Linked DNA regions of Mus musculus: region 1 is linked to region 2. Evidence: chromatin loops called from intact Hi-C (ENCODE). Cell type or tissue: left cerebral cortex. All regions are shown on one strand. Links, peaks and the distances in the headings refer to the core of each region. The heading gives the core; the rest is flanking DNA.

What was found. A loop is a pair of places that touch in the nucleus more often than their neighbours do. Peaks named below come from ENCODE experiments on the same cell type or tissue, not always from the same donor. Only the 100,000 strongest peaks of a DNase experiment are listed, where the experiment ranks them.
Region 1: it touches region 2 in a loop (17-fold over the local background); 25 of 42 quality-filtered maps call a loop at or near these places.

The regions. Positions count from the first base shown.
Region 1 is chr17:83,264,870-83,270,244 of GRCm38, forward strand. Gm24240 (a small nucleolar RNA gene) reads left to right here and starts at 5,102; the gene lies at 5,102-5,236. In left cerebral cortex, for the core only: no CTCF peak of the experiment used is centred there; DNase peaks (open chromatin) are centred at 2,865 and 4,161; H3K4me3 peaks cover 572 bases; H3K27ac peaks cover 1,025 bases.
Region 2 is chr17:83,857,326-83,862,700 of GRCm38, forward strand. n-TIaat17 (a tRNA gene) reads left to right here and starts at 4,619; the gene lies at 4,619-4,711. In left cerebral cortex, for the core only: a CTCF peak has its summit at 2,727; DNase peaks (open chromatin) are centred at 1,977, 2,224, 2,649, 2,944 and 2 more places; H3K4me3 peaks cover 1,249 bases; H3K27ac peaks cover 3,142 bases.

The DNA of each region.
Region 1 (5,375 bases), core at 100-5,099, 590 kb before region 2:
CATCTATTTCAAGCCAAAGAGAGAGACAGCAGAGGCATGGCTACTGAGAAAACACTTCTTGAGCACTACCATGTAAGTCTGGAACATTCCGCTCCAGACGGCTTCCTGCTCCGTGCTTTCTTGAGGGAGACCCACCTCTGCTGATGCGCATCTCCCCTCGTTCACTTCCCTGGGATGGCAGCCAATCTGCTGGCCTTCCAGGTTTCTGCGTGAAAGCCTCCCGTGCTGGTCCTTGGAGAGTGTAGCTTGACATTCCACACAGTGGCTTCCTAGACAGGAAGCTTACCCTATGTTGTGGGGTGATGCCCTGGTAAAAACTGAAATAGCAAATCTCCAGTGCCAGCAGTAGGGTAGAAAACCTATGTGTATGAAATATGAATGGTGACAGCAGCTGTGACCTGCCTGGGCTCAAGCCATACTGAATCCCAGCACAGAGAGGAAAGTCGGCACAAGGTCCCACCCTAGCTGGGGAGCCACTGGCAACTGATAGCTTCTGTGAAACAGAGTCCATTTTCTTTAAGGGCGTGGCCCACGGTGCTGGCTACAAGTCCAAGAATATGGGAAGCACAAACTGGACTTGCTGGGTAGTTGAGGGACAATGCTGAAAACACTGGGGTGTGTGTGACCAATTCCCCGGGGGATTGCTCTACTGTCTTCAGAACCTGTGAGCTGTAACCAGGAGGTACATGGATAGGAGGAATGGATCCATTGTGTGACATCATGTGGCCGAGTCCTTGTCTCTCAGCACACTGTAAAGGTCTCACCTGGATTAATTTGAACAGGAATAACCTGCCGGGTTGCTCCCTCGGCCCCAACCCCATTCACCATGTGAGGTATCCTAGCGGCTACTGCATTTCCTCCCAGTTCAGATCGTTCCAGAAGGCTTTAGTCAGTCGTCACGAGACAGACACATTTGAGGAGACTTTCCAGACGATTCTAGTTCTTCCTCTGCATTTGAACATGGAAAGAAACACAGCCTGATTCTCCTGTCTGGGTGGTGTTTGTTTGTTTGTTTGTTTGTTTTTGAGACAGAGTTTCTCCGGGTATCCTTGGCTGTGCTGGAATTTACTCTATCAGCCAGGCTGGCCTTGAACTCAAGAATCTGCCTGCCTCAGCCTCCCCAGTGCTGGGATTAAAAACGTGTGCCAGAGCCGGGCGTGGTGGCGAACGCCTTTAATCCCAGCACTCGGGAAGCAGAGGCAGGCGGATTTCTGAGTTCGAGGCCAGTCTGGTCTACAGAATGAGTTCCAGGACAGCCAGGGCTATACAGAGAAACTCTGTCTCAAAAAACCAAAAAAAAAAACCAAAAAAACAAAAAAAAAAACAAAACAAAAAAACAAAAAAACGTGTGCCAAGCCTACATCCTGATTCTTTTAGAAATCGTCGGTTGTGGTCTCAGCGGATTTGGGCCGAGGCTGGCTGTGGGCCTGACATAAGACTGAGCGTTGTGGAGGGGACCATGCTGGAGCAAAGCTGTTCGCCTGGGCATTGGAGCAAGCAGAAAAGATCTCCTGCATTCCAGGGTTCCCGACGAGGAGGTGGCGTGCGTTCCTTCTTCATTTTCTATAAGCTATGTGGTCCCCCCACACCATTCTGCCTGATTTTACTGTCTTTTCTTTTCATCATTAGGGTTTTAGAAATGTTATATAATATTCCTGAGTGGTTTTCTTTGTGTTTATACAACTTCAGATTTTTTTTTTTGATAATTGAGCTTATAACTTCCATCATATTTGAGTAGATTTCAGATCTTAGTTTTTCCACCCTCACTTTGGGTTTTCCATCTAGAGCTCTAACTACATACCCGTGAGATTGCTGGAATTACCCGGTAGGTCACTGTGTCCAGGGCTTCAGTCTGAATAAATTTAGGAGAGTTGGTTGGGTTTGGGTTTGGGAGTTTTTGTTGTGTGCTGCACGTTCACAGACATTTTCTTCTGCGATATTTATGCACGGCACTGTATGCCCATCTGGTGTCTATTTCACTTTAGATATTATAGTCTTTAGTTATTTATAGGGGAAAAAATACAGTACCTTGAGTCAAACTAAGCCTTCTGAAGGCTGAGGCAGAACCGTGAGTTCAAGGCCAGTCTAAGGTACAGAGTGACAAGAGGATATGTGTGTGTGTTTGGACGAGGGGTGTTAATTATATTTCTCTTCTCATTATGTTCCTGGTTTTCCTGAGCATCTTTATAAAATGCTTTCATGGGGCTAAAGAGAGCTCAATGGTTAGAGCAACGACTGCTTTTCTAGAGGGTCAGAAGTCAGCCCCCAGCACACACAGCAGACAGCTTGCAATCACCAATAACTCCAGCTGCAAAGAATCTGGCACTATTTTCTGTCCTCTGTAGTTACTTGCACTCATGCACACACACACACACACACACACACACACACACACACACACACACGCGCACGCACTAAAAATAAGGTAAAAAAAATTTTTTTTCAGTTTCTATGTGTATGTTTTGCCTGCCCATACACATGTGGAGTGAACCACATGCTCACGATGCTGTGGGGACAAGAGAGGGTGTGGAATCCCTTGGGACCTGAGTTATATCCCCTTGTGAGCTATCGCGTAGGTGCCCGGAACCAAACATGGATCCTCTGCAAGAATAGCACATGTTCTTAACCACGGAAGCGTCTCTCCAGCCAGAAAGGAAGATCTTCTCGTATGCCAGCTCGAGGTGTGTGTAAATCTGTCTCTTGTCACAAACTCTCTCGTCACAGACCTCCCAGTGCAGGCAGGCTCTGTACAGGAGCGCTGTAGCACACCTAGCAGTTTTTTGATTGGCTAGTAGCATGCCTAGCGTTTTTTGATTGGCTAGTAGCATGCCTAGCGTTTTTTTGATTGGCTACAGCTGGGCACTGTGAATGCGGATGTTGGCACTGCTGAGTAGCTGAATCTTTTTTTGAAGCGAGGGATCACATGGCTGAGTTCTTTATAGAGAAGTTAAAAACATCTCCGGGCTTTGTTCTCCTGCTTTGTTAGGACAGTCCAGAACTCTGGTTCTAAATCGGGGACAGTAGGCATCCATCTCCACTGAAGGAACCTTGGCAGTGTCTGCGGATATTTTGGGTTGCCTCAGCTAGGAGGTTGCTTCTGCCATCTCCTGAGTAGAAGCCAGGGATGCTGTCAACTATCCTAACACATGACACACTCCCACTCACCTCGCACGCACGTGAGCACACACACACACACACACATACACATGCATGCACACCCACATACATTCAATCTCCACACCCTGAGCTCAATCTCCAGAAGTGCAAAAGTATCACATGTGGAAACTCTAAAACCCTGATATGATGTGATGGTGCCCAAAGATGGGGCATTTAGAAAGTAAGTAGGTCATGAAGCTAGGGTCCTCGTGAATGAAATCTGTGGGTGTCATGGTTATAGAGAGAGCTCCCTAGATCTCTTCTACCAGATGAAAATACAAGAAGGCATTGTGCAGCCTGGAAGATGGCGCTCCCCACAGCCCACCCACGCTGGCACCTGACCTCATAGGTGCAGCCTCTAAAACACATCCCTATCCTTTATGAGCCATCAGGACTATAGGATAGCATCCCAAACCAAGGCATCTTAAGACTAAGACATCTACTCACTGCACCGCAGAGCCCGTATGCCTCTTCCCTGGCCGCTCTAGCCAGTTAGAACTGGAACATGCCCGCCCACCCCACCCCCCCATCCGTGTGAGCTCTGGACGCTGCTTAGTCCCCAGCCTCCTGGTTGTTGTTTTTCCAATAGCTGGAACCTTTTCTTGCCTGTTTGAACAAGTATCAAGGCAACCCCATGTGTACTGCAGACGTATCTACACAGTCCCCTCCTCTCCAGTGTTGTGTCCACAAATTCCAGTTGCCTCACAGTTTTAAATGATGAACCCCACCTCCCGGTCTGTCAGAGTCCAGTGCTTGTTCTACAAAGCACCTCTAGGCAGAAGCCTCAACTAAGCACGGGCGTCCCAAAGGCTTGTCCCATACCTACAGACCTACGGATCTACGGACCTACAGACCCACGACCCAGAGGAATACCTGCTTTAGTTCCTGACTCTCTCAAAAGATGCCTGCATAGTACGCAGCCTTGAAAGACCAAGATCGCATCTCCCTGTGGAACACAGGGAAGCTTCGCCTCCTGCCCAGCGTTGTAAAGGCCATGTCTCCTTCTGGGATAAAGGCCAAAAGAACAAAAGTGCAAGGAACACTGCTGATTCCCTATGTTCTGGCTCCTCTTCTGCAACGCAGCTCACAGCAAACACCTGGACCTGCACGTCACCTGGTGGAAACTGGACGTGAAGGAACCAGAGTCGATGCTGACACACTGGCAGCGCTGTTTCTGTGAGTCATAAAGTTTCTCTCTGGCCTCAGAGTCTTTTGTCTTCTGCCAGCATCCATAAAATGAGAACAAACTAAGTTGTTAACTTGTAAATGTGCCCCCTTTTCTATTCTTAGAACTCTTCCTATCACAGGCTATCATTGTAAATGGTGTCTCACACACACACACACACACACACACACACACACACACACACAAACTTTTCTTCTTCTGGCTATCATCTATTGTGAAATACAATAATTTTAAGAAACAAATAAATCCAAAACTTTTAATGGCGATAGAATTAAGAAAGATTTTTTTAAAATTAACAATTGATAGTGACAAGAGAAAACATCTTACATTGAGTGCTTAGGAGAGGCCTCTGTGAACAGGAGACATTTAAACTGAGTCTGGGGCAGGGGGAGGAGGAGACACAAGGCAAGCAAGGGAAAATGCCTTCCAGGCAGAAGGGACAGCATCTGCAAAGTCCTGAGGCTGGAAGAGCTCAGGCAGGTTGGTATCTGGTGAGGAAGGGATGATCAGCCAGATTCAATGCAGAGGTTCTCAACTCCTCCATCTTTTAAAATCTACCCAGAATAGCCTGGCAGTGGTAGCACACACCTTTGGTCCCAGCACTTCATTCAAGAGGCAGGCAGACCTCTGAGCCCAAGGCCAGCCTGGTCTACAGAGAAAGTTCCAAGGCAGCCAGGCTTACCATGGAGAAATTCTATCTTGAACAACCAAAACAAATAGATATAAAATCTACACAGGAGCTTGTCAAATATGTCAGTATCGCAGCGCATCCCAGTTCAACTGCACTATAAGATTTTAAAGTAACACTTCGGGGTTGCACTAGGTTGCAAAAGGAAACTCTCCCTGTGCCTGTCTTTGTGTCTTTGTGCCCAGGTTGAATTGGGGAGCACATCTCCATGCGAGGGGAGTTCCACACTCAAGCTGATCTGCTCGGGACCTCACTCTCCTTGCTTTGCAGTCACCACTTGGTTATATCGCCTAACACCGTAACTGGCAACTGGCGGCTGCTTACCATCCATACAACACCAGGACT
Region 2 (5,375 bases), core at 213-5,212:
GAGCAGAGGACAAGCAGAGGAGGGATAACTTCCTGCCACTCCCATCTTCTGTGTCCTCAAAACACTCAAGGAGAGTTTTCCTGAATCATGTCTTTTTATGCATTGATTGTAAGAAATAGGGTGACCAGTAACTGATTAGGGTGCCCAGTGACTAGGGTTCAGATTGTCTGGGACAGTCACAGTTGGTGCTCACTGGTCTTTCACCCTCAGAACGATCCCCCTTTGAAGCCGGTCTATGTGGTATCAGTTTCTGTCAAGCCCTCCCACTGATAGGAGCTAGGGATTTTTGTAAGTATCAAAACAACGACGACAAAAATACAAGAAATTTTTGTGAAGAATGAGCATACAAGTATCCTGTGCTCACAGACCCTGAGCCATTTTTTCCCCTTTGTATGCAAAAGAAACTAATTTGCAAAAAAAAAAAAAAAAATCAAAGAAGTAAACATCCAAAGAGATGCATCATTGAAAACTGTTAGCCGGGCGTGGTGGTGCATGCCTTTAATTCCAACACTCAGGAGGCAGAGGCAGGCGGATTTCTGAGTTCGAGGCCAGCCTGGTCTACAAAAGAAAACTGTTCTTTTACCTAAAAGAATTACTTTAATAAGTAAATATAAAAATTATAAGTGACATGATGGTACAGTGTCATAGTACTATGTTAGAAAGGTGCTATTTTCCTATTAACAATATATGAAGTAGCAGTAGATTTTTTACAATACAGCATAGTTTAAACAGCATAGTTTAGATTGGACAGTTCTATTTGTTCACAGGTATTTTGTATCTATCGGACAGCACCAGCTATGAATCTGTTGGGTCAATGGTTATGTGCATTTAAAACTTGATTAGAGGAGCTGAAAAGATGGACCAATGGCTAAGGGCACTGGCTGTTCTTCCAAAGAACACAGGTTGGATTCCCAGCACCCACAGCTACCACTAGGCTCACAACCATCTGTAACTCCAGCTCCAGAGAATCTGATGCCCTCTCTGGTCTCTGCAGGCCACACACATATTTTATACGGACACACATGCAGTCAAAACACCCATACATATACAATATTTAATAATTTAAAAAACCCAGAAGTATCCATTTTCCCATATTTCTGTCAACACTGGGTGTTACCGGTTTTTTGAATTTGTTACTATCTGACTAGCTTTCAGCAATTCTTCATTTTGGTTTCAATACTAAGGGAAACATGCTCCCTCGATTCGCATTTCCTCCACTCTGTAATCTGCTCATACCTGCATGAAAACTCACTGAACTTCACCTTGGACTCTCCATCTGTCTCAAGAAGATAAAGGGTCATGTGCTTACACGGCGCTGTGGGGGATCGAGAACCACGTGGGTAGGAGGGCACTTAAGCCCAGACAGACAAACAGAGAGCATTGGAAAGACTTGAGGATGGCTCACCCTGTCCCAGGTAGCAGCTTGTGATGTTCTTTTAAGAAACATAGTATTTATTTTCATTCTATTTTTAAAATTTATTTTTTTATTGATGTGACCGTGCACATGTCTCTGTGTGTACATGCTACATGTGTGTGAGTGCACATGGATGTTACACTCAAGCTCTAGCTCCTCTGCAGCTGGAGTTACAGGGGGTTGTGAGCTGCCCAGTGTAGGTGCTAGGAACTGAACTCAGGGTCTCTGGAAGACAGCAAATGCTCTTAACCTCTGACCCAACCTTCCAGTTTCAGAGAAAAATGGTATTTAAAGGCTGCTTTTAAAGGATGCTTAAAAACCAGGTTCTGTGCTGTATGCCTGTAATACCAGCACTTGGGAGGCAGAGGCAAGAAGATCAGGAATTCAAGACTAGTTACTGCTACATACTGAGTTTGAGGCCAGCCTGGGCACCACGAGAGCAACCAACTGACTAGCAAAAACAAAACCCCTAAAAATAATCTTGAAGCCCTTCCAATTAAGACAGAATTGTCCTGGACGCTCCTGGGTGGGTGTGACTGGTACCCACAGCAAGTCTCTGACACCAGCTGTCTGTCCATGATGGCTGCTCTGGGGCTCCTTGTGCGGAATTTGGCTTCTATTCAGCAACATTTATGCTTAATACATAATCGTAATGAGACACTGGCTAAAAATAAGAAATATAAAAAATCTGATGAAATAAAGCAAATGAAGACCATAAAATGGTAATTCCATAAATTCAAATCAAGATGATCCTCATTCACCAGACTCCCAGATTGCATCCCAGCTAATCAAAATGTTTGTTTGTGAGGCTCATCACAGCGCCTCTCGTGTAGCAGAAACCAAAGCCATGAAGAGAAAGTACAGTGGCCATTACATGCTATTTGGCCTTTCATTGTCAGAAATAAAGACAGTCATAGTCCCGTCTTGTAATTTTCTGGATTGCACACGTGCACAGGGCAATTGAAACCTTTCCAGTTCATCTCACCATTTAAACACAAAACCATGAAAGTTAAAAAAAAAAAAGAAAGAAAGAAAGAAAGAAAGCAAGAACGAAAAAAAAGCCAACTTTTTTTCAGTGCAAAAGGCGTAAATTCCAAACATTCATTTAAGAAACAGTTTTTGTCTATTTCTGTTGCCACAATGAGTCATTACATTTCATACATTTTAATATACAGTACATTCATCCCTATGCCAAGATGAGATGTTATTTTAAAACTTATCTGCTAACACAGCATGCTTTTCCCTTGCCTTACATAATTAAACATTTTGTTATTTGGTATATGGAAAAGAATGAGACTCTTTACATTATAGGCATTGCAAGGTTTAACTATCCTTGCTTCTAGAAAAAGTTTATTTTATTTTATTTTAAAAATCAGTTTTATTATGTAACATATAATAATGCAAATTATTTCAAGGCAATGGGGTAGGTGGCTTGGCCTGTAGAACCTGCACTCTGAAGGCAGAGGCAGGAGAATTCCGAATCTGTGGCCAGCCTTGGTTACATGGTGAGACCACGTCTTAAAAAATTAACTTCAGTGTGTTGGCAGGAGTCATGTGGGGAAATACTCTCCAGTCAGGATTCCTGGATTTAGAGATAAGGAAACTCAAGAGACGTGAGCCCCCTCAGACGAATAAAGACCAGTGAGAACCTTGGGTGAGGCTCCTAGTTCCCTGCTCTCTGGAGGCAGTCTGAAAAGGGAGGACAGACAGTCTGCGGGGCTCAGGACGTTTTCTCCTGAGCTCCTGGCTCCCGCCTCCTGCTCCTGTCTAAGCATCACCCCATCTAGTTTCCTCCCCGAGAACCTCAGTCTCTTTAGGACCTAAACTATTTATGTTCCCTTTTTGAGGTACCACTTTTCCTGTAAACACTGAGATGCCCACTATCTGCACACATATGTACACATACTGGTTGATCCTCCACTATCTGCTGAGCTTATAAAACAACAGATACGGGAATGGGGGGGGGGGGCGGGAGACAAATTCTCCTTTATCACCCCTCCCTCATTGGTCTCCTTCCTTAGTATCCTTCCTGATATTTTTTCCCTTTTTAAAGATTTATTAATTTTAAAAATTATGTACATGGATGTGTCTGTGTATGCCGTAGATTCCCCCTGGAACTGGAGTTAAGGAGGATTGTGAGTCAGATCGAACCCGCATTCTCGGCAAGAGCAGAACTTCTAACCTCCGAGCCACCTCGGCAGTCTCTCTACTCGTATTTCCTTTTTCTTTTCTTTTTTCTTTTTTTCTTTTCTTCTTTTGGTTTTTCGAGACAGGGTTTCTCTGTATAGCCCTGGCTGTCCTGGAACTCACTCTGTAGATCAGGCTGGCCTCGAACTCAGAAATCCTCCTGCCTCTGCCTCCCGAGTGCTGGGATTAAAGGCGTGAGCCACCACAGCCCGGTTTAACCTCGTATTTTCTTAAAGCACGGTGGTTTTACTTTCTGTAAATTTGAGGACAGCCTGGTCTACAAAGTGAGTTCCAGGACAGCCAGGGCTATACAGAGAAACCCTGTCTCGAAAAACCAAACCAAACCAAACCAAAAAAAAAACCCAAAAAACCAACCAACCAACCAAACAAACAAACAAACAAAAAGAAAAAGAAAAAAAGGGGAAAAAAAAAAAAAAAGAGGAATGAGGGCTCACAAAGTGCGTGTGGCCCAGGAGTCCTAATCTGGGCCTTGGTCCAGGGTTCCGATTTTCTGGTTTTAAGAAAGAAAAGCTATTCTGAGTTTTCTAGCTCTTTTGGTTTTAAACGTTGGAACTTTTAGGATGGGAAGAAGGGAAACACTTGCAGCTTGGACCCCCGAGGACCCTCGGGATGAGAAGCCCAGCCAGGTTCCGCTGCCCACCCTCGCGCCATCGGAAGGGCGGGCCGGGGATCCGGGTTCGCTTCCTCGAGCGGACGGGAGCCGCACGGTCGCTCTGTCCGCCCCTGCCAGGCCCGTCTGCGCGTGCGGGAGGCTGGGCCGGCCGGAGCGGAGCCTCGCGGAGGACGCCGCCTCTCCCCCGCAGGCTCGGCCGTGCGAGCCCGTTCCCTCACACTCTCCCCGGACCCTTCGATCCCCGGGCACTGGCTTGTTGCCCTGAGTCCGGTCCGCAGTTGCGGGAGGCTGGGGTAAGAGCGGCGTCCACAGGTGGCAGATGCGCATGCTCCACCGACGCCTTGCCGGGTCTGATAGAGCCTTCGCAAGGCCGCCACAGCGGAGCTCCAGTGGCGCAATCGGTTAGCGCGCGGTACTTATACAGCAGTACATGCAGAGCAATGCCGAGGTTGTGAGTTCGAGCCTCACCTGGAGCACGATCCTTTTGGAGCTAGGCTTTACTGTTATTTTATATTTGTATCGGAAGGCGTTACGCTCCCTTTAGTCTCCTCGCTTTCTGTCTCAGCCACAGCGGAAAACAGCTCACAGTGAAGCTTTGCACTTGGTTTCCGAGCAGCTCTGTAGCTACTGCGCAGCATTCAGCAGTGAAACCCAGTCGACTGCCTACTACCTTTCCTGGTCCTTAGGCTGCTGTTTAAACAGCATCAGGACCTGGGATGCAGACCGAGGTCCCCGAGGCTCTCTGATGCCGGGCGGCTTCCTGCGAGCGCGGAGTACACAGTAGCTCCCGCCCCTGCCTCCGCCAGAGCCCGGATCCAACCCACTGCTTCCGGGTGGCTCCCCAGGACTAAATGGACTAGGAGTGTGGGACCCTAGGTGAGGGAACTGCTCGATTCCCTGGCATTAGCCCCCTCCCACCCCGCCTGTAGCTCGCTCCTCCCCCCCTCCCCCCAGCCTCGGCAGCCCTCCCCCATATCCGGTTCAAGGCACCCTGCCCTCCTCCCGCGTTTGCAACTGGGGACAAATGTCCGGGAAATTTCCATTTTCCCTTCCTAAAGCCCTGCTATCACTCTGGAATGGTGGCTACCAGAAGAGCCTCTTATCTTCTCAGCTAGCTCAAGATCCATCCTAGAGTGACGT